2 separate regions of the Homo sapiens genome follow, and region 2 is linked to region 1. The links are chromatin loops, found by intact Hi-C in ENCODE. Cell type or tissue: ascending aorta. All regions are shown on one strand. Each heading gives the region's core, and the rest is flanking DNA. Links, peaks and the distances in the headings are about the cores only. Region 1 holds the start of DIPK1C (divergent protein kinase domain 1C). Region 2 has its middle 6.5 kb from the start of LINC01922.

Evidence for each region. A loop is a pair of places that touch in the nucleus more often than their neighbours do. Peaks named below come from ENCODE experiments on the same cell type or tissue, not always from the same donor. Only the 100,000 strongest peaks of a DNase experiment are listed, where the experiment ranks them.
Region 2: it touches region 1 in a loop (2.2-fold over the local background); 12 of 110 quality-filtered maps call a loop at or near these places.

What each region holds. Positions count from the first base shown.
Region 1 is chr18:74,454,996-74,459,382 of GRCh38, forward strand. DIPK1C (divergent protein kinase domain 1C) reads right to left here and starts at 2,313. Exons shown (of 4, transcript NM_001044369.3): 1 at 2,067-2,313. The coding sequence starts at 2,264. In ascending aorta, for the core only: no CTCF peak of the experiment used is centred there; no DNase peak of the experiment used is centred there; H3K4me3 peaks cover 1,528 bases; H3K27me3 peaks cover 1,561 bases.
Region 2 is chr18:74,400,759-74,405,145 of GRCh38, forward strand. No RefSeq gene overlaps it. Among named protein-coding and RNA genes, the nearest start is that of LINC01922, 6.5 kb to the right of the region's middle. RefSeq lists an enhancer at 2,294-2,794. In ascending aorta, for the core only: no CTCF peak of the experiment used is centred there; no DNase peak of the experiment used is centred there.

The DNA.
Region 1 (4,387 bases), core at 167-4,166:
CACCTAGGGAGATGGATGTGGCCTCCGACATCGTTCTTTTGGCAATAGGAAAGACTGCCAAACCTTCGATCTTCAGGGGCAGAACCAACCTCTCCAGCTTTATGTCTGACTAGAAATGATTCCATATGGCTGCCATTGAAGATATATTGGTAAAGCCTCTAAACAGAATTGGTTTTAATTCATGACCTGGAATGCTGGGAAAGTCATGATTAGCAATTACTTAAATTATACTAGACGATTTAATTTCCATTATTAAGCCTTTCCTCACTTAACCAAAGGTAAATGAAAAATGGCATTCGTTTTCTATCTTAATCTAAAGGATTACTACATTAAATTTGTAAATAGGTATTCCCCTCTAGTTAAACCATCAATGTTTGTTTACTATAATTAGTCTATCAGCACTCCCTTCACAAAAAAAGAAAACCAGGGGGGAAAAATTTATAAATGAAAAGGACTTTTATGGGTTACTAAGAAAAATCAAAGAGCTCTTGCAACTTAAAACTTCATAAAACTGGCCCGGTGTGGTGGTTCACGCCTGTAATCCTAGCACTTTGGAAGGCCGAAGTGGGCGGATCGCCTGAGGTTGGGAGTTCGAGACGAGCCTGACCAACATGGACAAACCACCATCTCTATTAAAAATACAAAATTAGCCAGGCATGGTGGTGGAGGTTGCGGTGAGCCGAGATCACGCCATTGCACTTTAGCCTGGGAGACAAGAGCAAAACTCCATAAAAAAAAAAGAAAAAGAAAAAGAAAAAAAAAACCAAACCAACAACAACAAAACTTGCTAAAACTTCAGTGTAACACTAGAAGGGGTCAATAGAATCTATGAGTGACTCACCTATGTTCAATTCACGATGACACGATGACACGCGTCAGAATCAATTAGGAGCATAACTTGTCTTAGCTAGTATACCTGGCTCATTTTTTTAAAAAACAATTTCAATCTCACTTAAAAAATCATTTACTTTAAAAACTTTGTGGTCCCACATTTTGAAAATCTACAATCTCAAAAGGCCCACCCATATGTAAGCAACTGGACTGAAAACTTCCCATGTGTTTCTTGAAGATTTTTTAGAAAATAGATCTCTTTTCAAACCAAATGCTTAGATGGTCACTATTTTAGGAAATGAATAATCGCTTAAGAAGTCATGTAAGAGTAGCTGCTACTATCTTCCCCTTTCTGGGATTTAGGGGACTCCCACCTTTACTGAAGTCTCCTTTGCGCCTGAAAGAACGGCTAGCCAAGTTTCCAATCAACTAAAGGTGGGCGTTTCATTCATATGATGTGAGCCCAGCGTACGCAGCAGTCTGCAAAATGCGAAATGTTTCTTTCTCTCCCTAATTCTCTGGCTCAGCTGAGGAGCTGCTGGGTGCGAGCTTTCGGGCCCTCCCAGGTTAGGAGGCGCCTGTCGAGGACCGGGACCCGGGATCCTCCCGGTCCCAGCCGCCTCCGCAGCGCTCTCTGCTCGCCCGAGCGCACACTGCGTCGGTTCCCACAGACCGCGACCGCGGAGAGCCTGGGCTCTGGAGCGCAGGGGGGCCGGGGTCAGACCAGCCCTCCGCATGGGCTCGGTGAGATAGGGGGTGACCTGGCAGCTCAGGGTGGAATCACAGAACGCGGGCTGGGCTGGAGCGCTGCGGACCCGAGAGACAGAGGCGTGGCACCCCGGATCCCGAACCCCGCACTGGCTTGCGCCCCGAGCCCGGCGGCCTGACACCGGACGCGGCACCTCCCTGGACACTCGGATCAGACCCGCAAACTTTCTTCCGGAGCTCGGGCTCAGGGGTGGCGAGGGTAGGACGGAGAGGCTGTCTGGGGACAAAGGGCGAATTCTGGCGAAAAGGGGAGAGACACCCCCAGCGCGCCCACAGAGCACTGCCGGCTGCGTCCCCATTCGGGGGACCGGGGCGTGCGCCTCTGGCACTCCACGCAGGTGTCGGGAACCCATGTCCCCGGCGGGTGCCACCGCCACCCAAGTCCCCGGGAAGGCTGGGGACCGGGAGCGGGTGTGATCCCCCCTCCCCGGACGCGCGGCGCGGGGCAGAGCGGCGGCGGGACCTACCAGCGCGGCCAGGATGCGCCGGCTCTTCTCGTCGGTGCAGCGCTCGGAGAGGACACCCGGGTGCGCGCGGAGCAGCAGCGCGGCCGCCAGCACCCAGCCCGCGGTCCACGCGGCGAAGGCGAGGAGCGTGCCCCGCCCGCAGCGCCCGCGCCTCCTGCACCACCCGGCAGGGCCCCGCGCGCCCGCCGCCCGCGCCATGGCCAGCCCTGCCCGCGCCCGGGCCCCACCGCCGCCCGCGCCCCGAGTTCCGCACTCGCGTAGCTGCTCCGCGGCTCAGGCCCGCTCGGCGGGGAGGGGGAACGGGGGAGGGGCCGCGCGAGGGTTGGGGCAGGCCCCGCGCCTGGGGCGGAGGTGCGGGGAGGGCGTCCAGCAGCAGCAACACCCCGCGCGCCCCGAGCACCCACTGGGGGTCCACTCGCCGCATCCCCTGCTCCACCCTCTCTACTTTTCTTTTTGCACTTTTTTCCCCCAAGAAGACCAGCTCCCCACTTAAACGAAATCCGGGTAGATTCAATCGCCTCTCTCTTTGGGGACTGATTCCTCAAGACTACATATCTTTAATTGTCACATTGCCCTCCCCCACCAACTTCTCTGAGAGGCCAGGTGCCCTTGCCCCCAGCGCTCTGTAGAGCGCACCCTCGCCCCAGGGGGCTGCAGCGTTGTCCCCCCCCGTTTACCTCTCCACTAGAACCGCCCCCCTCTGAGTCTCACCCCAACTTGGGTTTTCTCCGGGCCCTCCCGGGAGTGAGATCCGGAGCATGCAGAGAGTCGGGGGTCGAGGACAGTCAGTAGGTTCTGGGACGACCCAGCCCTCCCCTTCCCACGGGCACCCCTGAATCAAACCCCCCGCCGTCTCCCAGGCTGCACAAACTCTCGGGCGTCCTTCTCAGGGCTGCAAAGATCTGCTCTCTGGAAACATCTCCGTTACCCCGGGGAGGAGAACACGTCCACCACGTGTGTCTAAGTCTATATTTATAGATTCGCAGTATCATCTGGGAGAGCAGGCATCCGTGTTCCCATCCCAATTGTTCTGTAAAGCAGGCTGGCCCTGGGCCCACAGGGCGTCCCTGGTTCTCACCAGCATCCCCCACCCCACCCAGGGATGCTTCTCACTCCCTGAACGCCTTTCCCCAGGATAGGGGGAGGCGGCGCCACCCCAGGGGAACTGTCACAGCTGAGGGGCTGTGAAAGCCGCCACGCCCGGGGCTCCTGCATTCACTGAACAAAAGCTTATTCAGTGCCCAGTACGTGCCAGCCCATCCCGGATCGCTCTCCCGCCTGCCCTGCGCCTGAATTTCACATGACCCGTTCCCGAGTTTAGAGATAATAGAAACATGCCCTGATCACTGCGTGCTGTGATTGTCCCACAGGAGCTGGCTTCTTGCCCTTGTCTCTTCTGCAACTCGCTGCTTTAACTTTGTTTTATGGCTGGCTCGGTGGTAGGAGTCCCCAGGAATGACCAAACATCAGATGAACAAACCCTGAGCCCCAAGAAGCACTTCGGGCACATCACAAATATGCCCCGAATGCAACAGACCCTTGGGGTTTGGGTGTCACTCAATCAACAGCAGGGTTTGGGTGTCACTCAATCAACAGCGGTAAGGCCAGGTGAAGCTCTCTCTGTGTGAAGCTTCCCCCCACCTCCATCCATCCCAGCACACGCCCAACCAGAAGTACCATATTTTCACAGGCTGGCTGTATGGAAACTGTGTTGTTTCATTTCAAAATAGGTGTGGAGCATAGAAAGCATCCTAGTAAAATACTGCATTAAACTCTCAATTCAAGGCCAAGCCTGCTGGCTCATGCCTGCAATCCCAGTGTTTTGGGAGGCCAAGGCAGAAGGATTGCTTGAGGCCAACAGTTTGAAACCAACCTGGGCAAAAAAAAAAAAAAGTTAGCAGGCATGGTGATGTGGGCTTGTAGTCCTAGCTGCTCTGGGGGTAGAGGCAGGGGACCTGCTTGAGCCCAGGAATTTGAAGCTGCAATGACTGTTATCACACCACTGCACTCTAGCCCGGACAACAGAACGAGACCCTGTACCTAAAAGGAGAAAAAGAAATCTCAACCTGATGTGAAGTTGTTTTCCTTTCCCAAGAATTGTATTTGGTGTGGGGAGGGGAGTGCAGGAATGGGAAGAATGAGATGAAGCAGTGTGACTACTTATCTTTTAAAACATAGGAACAGAAATTACAGGGGGGAAAGCAGAACTTGAAATCAAAATTAACCACATTCAGATCTACATGGTGTTTTACTTTTGTGGGTTTTAAAAATCCGTTATGAAGCCCACTTCTTTTGGCATTTTATAAAGTATTCAGAAGAAA
Region 2 (4,387 bases), core at 229-4,228, 54 kb before region 1:
TTTCAGATGTGGGATCTGAGAAGCAACTCCTCAGTAGGGAACCCACTTAGAATTCTTTACCGAGGTGACCAGATAGGCCACACACAGCACCCAAGAACAGGAAACTGGGCTAAGGATAAAAAGATTTGTTAACAAGAAATACTTTCCAGTAATATTCTGAATACTATAGTACATGAGGATGAGCCCTACATCAAGCATTCAAAACAGAAGAAATTGACTGAAAGCCATTCACTGAATGAGCCAAAAATAATTGTCCAATAGGCTTGGGATAAAGCCTGTGAAAGCATGGAGCAAAGCCCGCAGAAAACACGGGAAGCCTGGATGCACATTTGCTTTCAACTTTGTAGCTAACAGACCAGTTGAAGTTCGTCCTCCCTGTCCTGCACCCTACTTAGAAAGAGACCAAAAAGGAGGTAAAATCCTGTCCCCCAAGGTCAGAGGAGTAGAGACTCCCAGTGGCTCAGAGCATAACCATCGTTCAGCCAGATTCTTCACTTGGCAAAGAGATACAAGACTTGATTTACTTTGGCGTTTGTGATGGGGACTGTGGCCACAGGAAAGAGGACCAGGGATTGTTGGGTTGAACTCTACACATCATTTATCCAACAAGCTCTGAGCACCAGTGCACCAGGTGCTATGCCAGGTAATGAGATACAATGGTGCAAGAAGCAGTTCTGGGCCATCCAGGACTCCACCATATGGAGTAGAGGGGAAGGAAGTGAAGCACCCACAAAGGTGTAAGTAATTACTTATAACAGAAAGTGTGGCAGAATAACTTGAGACTCCATGGGACATACTTAGTGAGCAACTGGTGGTCTTGTCTTGCTCAGCAGACTGCTTGGCTGGAATGTGCAAGTTGACAAAGCTTTGAGGATCTTGGGGAGAAAATGGTTGCTTCTGCTTAAGAGGAGATTTGGAGGGTTAGAGAGGGAAATAATAGGAATTAAACAGCTGCCCTAGGGAAAAGTATCTTGGAGAAAGAACAGAAACATTTTTAAAGGGATTTTAGAAATTCATGTGGTTTGCAATATAATATCCTTCTCCATCTTTTCAGACATATTCATAAAATTGACATTACTTTTCCATGCTTCTGGAGTTGGTAGAGGGAGTTTTGAGTTGCAAGGATATGCTAAGTCTATCAGTTAAGATTCTGCTTAGCCTATGTATAACAGAACTATCCAAAATAATAGTAGCTTAAATGACATGTGTATTCCTCTCTCATGTAAAGGCAGTCCAAGGCTGATATGGCAGGTCCATGATAAGATCCAGGCTCCTTCCAGTTTTCTGCTTCACTATCTAAGCAGTGGCTTCCACACTTAAGGAAACCTCTTTATCCATCATGGCTGCTGGAGCTTCAGTCATCACATCTGCCTTCCAGGCAGCTAGAAAGAAGGAGGAAGGGTGGCTGGGCGTGGTGGCTCATGCCTGTAATTCCAGCACTTTGGGAGGACGAGGCGGGCAGATCACCTGAGGTCAGGAGTTCGAGACCAGACTGATCAACATGGAGAAACCCCACCTCTACTAAAAATACAAAATTAGCTGGGTGTGGTGGTGCATGCCTGTAATCCCAGCTACTCGGGAGGCTGGGTCAGGAGAATCACTTGAACCCGGAAGGCGGAGGTTGCAATGAGCTGAGATCGCGCCATTGCACTCCAGCCTGGGCAACAAGAGTGAAACTCTGTCTCAAAAAATAATAATAATAATAATAAATAAATAATAAATAAATAGAAAAGAGAAGAAAGAAGGGGGAAGGGCAAAAAGGATATACCAATTCTCTCAATAAAATAAGGTTTCTGATATTAAGGAAAAAGAGAATGGCCACTGAAGGCCAACTGAACAGTCTCTGCTTCACTTAGTCCAACCTATAAATGGGAGTGGAGTAAAAACAAGAGGGGCAGCCCAAAAATCCCCATGTGAGTTACAAATGTGACAAAGCTTCAGTGACGAGATACATAAATGCAGTTGGAGCTGACTCGGACTGCATGGGCTCTGAGAGGCTTCCTAGAGGAAAGTATGCAGTATTTGAACTGAGCCTTGAGGCATGTATGAGAGGCCACCAGGTGAAAGGGGAATGGCATTCCGGTAGAGAAACAACCAAAGAACAGAAGCTGAGTGGCACTTTTCAAACTCTCACACCCTGGGCTCTTCTTATTCCATTTCTGTCCTGGCTGGGTTTCCTGCAGGGGAAGCCTGCAGCCCAGCCCTCTGCAAGTGGCTCTCGGAAGTCACCAGCAGCCTGCTTATCTCCAAAGCCCGAGACCAAGCCCCAGGCCTCGTCCGCACTGCAGAGCCTCTGCAGGATTAAGCCTGCATGCCATCCTCTGGCTCTCCTCCCATCTCCATTGCTGCTGCCTCTCCTTCTGAAGAGGGAATAACACTGTTTACAACAGCACCCCCAGCCACATCTGGAAACCTGTCCCCAAACGGCCAGCATGGAGGATTTGAATCAGCCTGCTCCATGAACCCGCGGACCCGGGCTGCCAAAGTCTTCTCACTTCCAAAGATGTGTCTCTATGTGTGTATGAACTTCATAGGACCAAGTTCTTTTCAAGAAACACTCTAGTTCAAGAACATAAATCTAAGTGTGTGTGTAAATGAGGCCATGGATATGCTGGTTAGCTTGATTTAATCATGCCACATTGTATACATATTTCAAAACATCACATTGTATACATGTATCAAAACCATGTATCAAAACATTACATTGTATACATGTATCAAAACATGAATATAACATAATGTATACAATTATGATTTGTCAATCAGAAATTTAATATATATATATATATATATATTTGAGATAGGGTCTCACTATATCACCCAGGCTATAATGGTGCAGTGGCATGATCATGGCTCACTGCAGCCTCAACCTCCCAGGCTCAAGTGATCTTCCCACCTCCACCTCGGGAGTAGCTGGGACTACAGGCACGCACCACCATGCCTGGCTAATGTTTTGCATTTTCTTTTGGTAGAAACAGGGTTTTAACATGTTGCTCAGGCTGGTGTAAACTCCTGGGCTCAAGCAATCTACCTACCTCAGTCCCCCAAAGTGCTGGCATTACAGGTGTGAGCCACTGAACCCGGACAGAAATTTTAAAAATTAATTAAAAATAATAAATAAATTCATAGAGATCATGAGGAACTACATTCCTGAGACTAGAAGAAAGAACACAGGCCTATCAGTAAAAACTTCTTCCTATTTCTTGGCTCTTTGCACATATTACTTAGGGTGTCCGGCCAAGACTTTGCACCATTTTTCCTTCCATGCTCTTTCTCCTGTTGATTGATTTCAATGTTTTATGTATTCTGCATAGAATCTATTATCATAGCCATGTGTGGTGGCTCATGCCTGTAATCCCAGCACTTTAGGAGGCTGAGGTGGGTGGATCACCAAGTCAAGAGATTGAGACTATCCTGGCCAACATGGTGAAACCCTGTCTCTACTAAAAATACAAAAATTAGCTGGGTGTGGTGGCACACGCCTGTAGTCCAAGCTACTTGGGAGGCTGAGGCAGGAGAATCGCTTGAACCTGGGAGGCAGAGGTTGCAGTGAGCTGAGGTCATGCCATTGCACTCCAGCCTGGCAACAGAGCAAGACTCTGTCTCAAAAACAAAAACAAATCTATTATCATATCCATGTATTGCAAACACTTTCTTCTACTCTGTGGCTTGCCAAATCACTCTTACTGGTCATTTTTGAACATATAAGTGGTTGATTTTAATATAGCTCAATTTATCAAACGTTTCCTTTATGATTAGTATACTTAATGTCCTATTTAATATATCTTTTAGTACTCAATACAGGTATCGGCCTACAAAAACAAAAACCAGTTATCTTCAGAAGAAACCTGTGCAATAACATTTGTCTGTCCATAGCTGAGGGATGGAGAAGTATTAGCATCTCTCTTCTCTAATCAGCACATTTTTTTATTGTAGTAAAATACATATAACATAAAATTTACCTTTTAAATCATTTTAAAGTGTACAATTCCATGGTATTAAGTCCATTCACAATCTTGGACGATCATTACCACTACCTAGTTCCAGAACTTTCTCATCACCCCAAAAGGAACCCACAAACCAGTCCCTTTCAACTTCCATCTCCTCCCGCCCATTGGCAACCATGGATCCACTTTCCCTTGCTCTGGATTTGCAGACTCTGGCTATTACATACAAACGGGATCATAGGACACATAGCTGTTTGTGCCTGAGCTTCTTCCACTCTGCATTATGTGATCAAGGTTCATCCGCATTGTGGCTTGTGTCAGTGCCGCACTCTTTTTTATGGCTAGATGACACACCATTGTGTGGAGAGATGGCATTTTGTTTATTCAGCTGCTGATGGGCCTTTGTGTTTTTTCCCCCTCATGGCAATTGTGAATGATGA